Linked DNA regions of Homo sapiens: region 2 is linked to region 1. Evidence: read pairs that join two places in POLR2A ChIA-PET (ENCODE). Cell type or tissue: MCF 10A. All regions are shown on one strand. Each heading gives the region's core, and the rest is flanking DNA. Links, peaks and the distances in the headings are about the cores only. Region 1 has its middle 81 kb from the start of SLC7A1. Region 2 overlaps SLC7A1 (solute carrier family 7 member 1).

Region 1 (2,910 bases), core at 172-2,671:
TGCCTGTGGGAGGCTTATAAGTCCCCACCTAACAGTGGCCATATGAGTTGCTTTGGCCAATGAACCATGAGCAGGAGAGCCTTGCACCCATTCCAGGGAGATGTTTTAGGAGCAGGGCCATGATTTCCATATCCTCCTTCCCCTCTGCTGAGTTAACCAGCCATGTCCCACACACAGGCTGTGATGGCAGTCCCAGGCCCAAAGGGAAGGTGCGTTCAACAGAGCTGCAGCCAAACTTTGATGCACAGGAAGTGTGAATGAGAAATCGAATTTGGTGGTTGAAAATGACTGGACTGGCTGGGGGCGGTGGCTTAGGCCTGTAATCCCAGCACACTGGGAGGCCGAGGTGGGTGGATCCTTTGAGCTCAGGAGTTCAAGACCACCCTAGGCAACATGGCAAAACCTCGTCTCTAAAAAAAAATACAAAAATTGGCCGGGTGTGGTGGCTCACACCTGTAATACCAGCACTTTCGGAAGCTGAGATGGGCGGATCAACTGAGATCAGGAGTTTGAGACCAGCCTGACCAACATGGAGAAACCCCGTATCTACTAAAAGTACAAAATGAGCCAGGCATGGTGGTGCACGTCTGTAATCCCAGCTACTCAGGAGGCTGAGGAAGGAGAATCACTTGAACCTGGGAGGTGGAGGTTGCAGTGAGCTGAGATCGCACCATTGCACTTCAGCCTGAGCACACAGCGAGACTCCATCTCCAAAAAAAAAAAAAAAAAAAAAAAATTAGCCAGGTGTGGTGGTGAGAGCCTATAGTACCAACTATTTGGGGGGCTGAGGCAGGGGGATTGCTTGAACGTGGGAGATCAAGGCTGCAGTGAGCCAAGATCAAGCCCCTGCACTCCAGCCTGGGTGACAAAGTGTCTCAAAAAAAAAAAAAATTATGGACTTATTTTTTTGATCCCACAGGACACTCTGGTCTGCCTCATGCAAGCTGTCTACTCAGACCTTCTTATCTCCATGAGGACTGTGAACTCGGAGTGGGAAAAGGGATCTGTAAACCAGAGGTCTCCTCCGCTCCAGGAGCTCTCAGTCTTCTGAAGGTGGGTACACGTCACCCCCAGGCCAGGAAAAATTGCCAACACCATAATGTGTCCACATGGCATTCCAGGGATGCGACCTCACTGCCCATGACTTGGCCTCTCAGAAATTATCCAGAGCCCTGTCAGCCTGAAAGGGACAAAGAGTATTGCCCTGAACACTCCCTGGTATGTTGAACACTTCCTTGTATGATCACCAGGACAAGCTTCAGACACAGGAGGAATACAAGGAGTATTCTAGAGGAGGCTACACCCCATTCTCTCCCATCAAAAACCTTCTCAGGTTAAGGCAGAGAAGTAGTAGCTCCGTCTCACGAACTGTCTTCCAAAATGCAGTGTTGAGAGAATTGACCAATGTGTGAGGCTAGAAAGGGCAACCAACCCATTGTCTCCGGAGCAATGGCAGGCACAGCGTGTGGCAGCCGCTTCCAGAGTGCCCTCTGTCAGGAGAAGAAGGACGATCAGCTTCGTTCTGGTAGAGCGGCATCTCCCTGCTTTGCTTGCAGTTTTACCTGGTTGGCACCAGTCCCATTAAAGGGGAAGGTGAAACTGGGCTCTGAGTTTAGCCTCATCCCGTGGAAATGGCTAAAAATTTCCCTTTCTATTCATTTGTTGTCTTAGTATTTTTTTTTTTAACCAGAGAACTATGCAAGAAAAGTATTTTAGACAAGCTGTGGCAAAAGAAAACTGAATCATTATAAGGATTAATCATCACTGGCCAAAAAAAAAAGCCTGATGTTAACTCCATGAAAGCAGGTATGAAATCAAGGGCATCAGGCTCTCCTGGCTAATGTTCTCATTTTTCTGGCCTATCTCCGGCTGGCCTGAAATGGTGACACAATTGCTAAGAAACGATGACAGATCCAAACATGGTGCAAATCCATAGGACTTCCGGTTTTCTGAGATTCTGTGAAACGGACATTTGTTAAAGCAAGTGTCAATTCTCAAATCTCGGTAAAAACATTCTAAGAATATGGTTTTACTGTCTCTAATGAAATGTACGATGTCAAAGCTGAGGCCTATGAGGTGGGTGTTTTCTCCTGACACTCGATGCCTGTAGGCAGTGGGGGGAGTTCCCCTACGTGCACTAGTCAATTAGCCCTTCCTTAATGAGCATTGTCCAGTCTCCCTTTGAAGACAAGGGTGCTCTAGGGAGGAGAATGGTGCCCGGGTGCAAGGAATTCAGAATTATGCACTCTGACTTCAGCATTAAGGAATCTTGGGCAAGTTATAGCATCTCTGGCCTCATTTCTTCTGTCTATAAAATGAGGGCAAAATAATTATGGCCCATATATTATATTATCTGATTTGTTAGGACAAATGTCATGACCACATCGGCATGAAAGGTGGATGAGACTGAGAAGTACATCAGAGACACTTAATCAGGATGGTGAAAGAAGAGAATGATTGGAATTGGAGCAGAAACACCTCACCCCCTGCTCTCCTGGCCAGCCGGTGGGGAGCAGGGGCAGGGAGCAGAGATTGGTGGTGGAGCCATTTTGAAAACATAACTGTTTTCAAACAGTTCAAACATGAAATGTACGGTATATTTGGCTATATCTATATTGACTTTTTAGTGAATTGCATAATATATGTATGATTCTAGATGCCATATATTATGATTTTAGATAGATAGATAAAGAATATGTTTCAGTTGTTCTTACTTGATGCTTTTATTGTGTTTAAAATTTTTCAAGTTAGAGGAATCCTGTGGATGGTATTAAGGAGAAAAACCCAAACTACATGGGTCTGCTTCTGATATTTTCATTCATGAATTATTTCCAATCTCCATCCTGGTGCCTCAATGTGGGGAGCAGAGCCAATGAGCAGTTCTCTCTTTAAACATGGGGAGATAAGAGG
Region 2 (2,910 bases), core at 229-2,728, 88 kb before region 1:
AGCTCACTGATATGGGGCCAGTGCTGTTTCCCTCAATCACGCTCCAGGCCCCATCCTTAACCTCTGCCAAGTCCAGGAAGCAAGGGGTATAGACCAGACAAGAGTGGGCCTGCAACATTTCTTTTCAAGTCTCAAACAAGTTCTGGATATTTATTAACGATCTCCACCCTTCCCCACCTGGAGGATATGCACCACAAAGGCACCACCAAGGCTGGTTAAGTCTGCCTGCTCGGTGGGCACCTGCCCAAGGGGTGGGCAGGAGCATGAAAGACCGTCAGCTCCAGACAGGGGCCGGCTCCTCCCACAGCCCCAGGACTTGGCTGCGGGGCTCCTGACTAGTGTGTGGGTGGTGGAGGGATCACGAGTCTGTGTGGCCAGGTCACCAGAGCTGAAGGAGCTGAGAAAGTCTTTCCACCACCTTTCTGGTCGATCACTCAGCCTCTGAGCTGGAATTATGAATGGGTTTTATTTTCTCCTTCTTTTAATTTTCTGTAGTTTCCAAATTTTCCACAACAAACATTCTAACTTTTAGAAACACTTTTTCTTAAAAAGGCTTATGAGGTAGAAAATCACACCTCTTTTGAAAGAACCCCCACACTGCAAAACTCCTTCCCCAAAAATACTTAGCTATAAAGGACATTATGTGGACGACTGCAAGTCAAATATGGACTGTGGCCTAGATCGCAGGGTTGTATTAATGTTAAATTTCCTGACTTTGCTATTGTACCATGGTTATGTGAGAGAAGAGCCTTGTTCTTAGGAAATATACACTGAAGTATAGAGGGCAAATAAAATGGCATGACGTCTTCAGCTGACTCTCAAATGGTTCAGAAAAAAATGTATGTGTCTGTGTGCATGTGAGTTTGTGTGGGGTGGAGAGAGAATAGAAGGAGGCAAAACATAACCCACCTGTGCATCTGAGAGACGGTACCCAGGAGTTCCTTGCACTCCTGCAAATTTTCTTTTCTTTTCTTTCTTTTTTTTTTTTTGAGACAGTATCTCACTCTGTTACCCAGGCTGGAGTGCAGTGGTGTGATCTCGGCTCCCTGCAACCTCCGCCTCCCGGGTTCAAGTGATTCCTGTGTCTCAGCCTCCCGAGTAGCTGCAACTATAGGCATGCGCCACCAACACCAGGCTAACTTTTGTATTTTTCGTAGACATGAGTTTCACCATGTTGGCCAGGGCTGGTCTCAAACTCCTGGCCTCAAGTGATCTGTTTGCCTCAGCCTCCCAAAGTGCTGGGATTACAGGCGTGAGCCACCATGCCTGGCCTCTGCAACTTTTCTTTAAGTTTGAAATGTTATCCAAAAACTGCTGAAAAAGAAAAGGGGAAAAGGAGAAGGGCAAAAGGGATGAGGGAAGAGTTCTCCTAACTCTAACTGCCAGTCTTTCCCAGGGGCCTTCACTGGGTCCCAGAAACTGCACCCTAACGCCCCCAGCTCCTAGACCAGGCCTCATCCCAAGGGAGGGCAGGAGGTGTCCCTGACACTGTGGAAAAGCTGCGGGCCAGGAAGACTCTCCCAAGTCACTTTGGGGAAGACGGGCCCTTGCTGCAGGCCCTGGTGTGGACAGCTCCTGCCCCAGCCTCTCTGAGAGTGTTAAAGATGCATCCTCTAAGGAAAGGGGGCACCTCCGCAAGATATTGTAGAAATCAGCAAAGCCAAGCCAAGGGCAGGATGACAGCGGCCACTGGCCTTAAGAAGGATGGAACACAGAAAAGGAAGCTGACTTTCCCCTACGAACAGTCTCTGATTTCCACAAGACCCCCTGCAAAGGGGTCTCCCCAGGTGGAGATGGAGGTGGAGTGTGGGCGTGGCTGGATGGTGATAAATCAAACAAGGCTCCATTGTGGTCTGGGCAGGAGGCATTGCATCCAGCCAAAGGCTGGTGATGTAAATGCCAAACTACTGACCCAGAAAGAATGCAGCCCAGCCTCCGTCACACACACCGGCTCCTGACACTGGCCACGTCCCAGCGCAGCTGCCCCAAGGACCCCAGGGCTCCAGCTGTGCCAGGTGCCTGGACTTGGGAGGGGGAAGACCCACTTTCAGAGACAGCAGAGGGAAATCAGGGCAAAGAGAGGGGAGGCAGGGTGCCCTCCAGCGTTGGGGCGGGTGACCGGTGCCAGCACCACCTGGACTCAGCCAGAAACAGAGGGACGCAGGCAGATGGGCTTCAGATCTGTCTGCCTCCCACTCAGTGTACACAGGGCAGGCCAGGCCAGGCCTATCCCGAGACAGGCTGGAGTCCAGGTACAGGCAGACATCTGGGTTCCAATCTTCACTCTGCCACTGACTGCCTACCTGTGTGCCCGTGGGCCACCTGCCTTCCCCTCTCCCCATCAGTCACACCAGAAGGGCCGATCCCACTGGGTGGTTAGGAAGATTCAAATGAAACATAGATAAAGCGCAGAGTACATGGTGAGCACTAAATAAGTGCTTGCAATGATTGATCTTACCTAGCCCCAGGGCCCCTCCCTTCCTTCCTACTTGGCCTAACAGACTTTGGCTAATGGCACTCAGTAAGCAGACAAGATGCAGAGAAGGACACTTCGAACACGTCCATAACAGATCAACTCCAGCCACTTTGTGGGGAGGATGAGCCCCTGCCTTCTCACTGCTGCCCCCAGGTGGGTGTCGCCCACCACCCCTGTGCTGTATGGAGACATCCTATCCTACAGACCCAAGCACGGGATGAGTGAGGTGGGAAACACGGCCCAGAGTTTCAGCTTTTCAGCTTTGCTTTTTCTAAAACCCAAGGGCTTCGGAGTAATTTGAACAACATGTTTGGGATGACTGTAGCCAGGGCAGTCACTCCCGTCCTGCCCCCCACCAAACACACACACATACATATACACATACACATACACATACACATAAACATACACATACCCACACACAGCAAACACTA

The links. Peaks named below come from ENCODE experiments on the same cell type or tissue, not always from the same donor. Only the 100,000 strongest peaks of a DNase experiment are listed, where the experiment ranks them.
Region 2: POLR2A ChIA-PET joins it to region 1 with 5 read pairs; 4 of 35 experiments call an interaction of 5 or more read pairs at or near these places.

What each region holds. Positions count from the first base shown.
Region 1 is chr13:29,675,577-29,678,486 of GRCh38, forward strand. No RefSeq gene overlaps it. Among named protein-coding and RNA genes, the nearest start is that of SLC7A1, 81 kb to the left of the region's middle. In MCF 10A, for the core only: no CTCF peak of the experiment used is centred there; a DNase peak (open chromatin) is centred at 1,555.
Region 2 is chr13:29,587,533-29,590,442 of GRCh38, forward strand. The region is part of intron 1 of SLC7A1 (solute carrier family 7 member 1); the gene reads right to left. Among named protein-coding and RNA genes, the nearest start is that of SLC7A1, 6.7 kb to the right of the region's middle. RefSeq lists an enhancer at 1,795-2,791. In MCF 10A, for the core only: no CTCF peak of the experiment used is centred there; no DNase peak of the experiment used is centred there.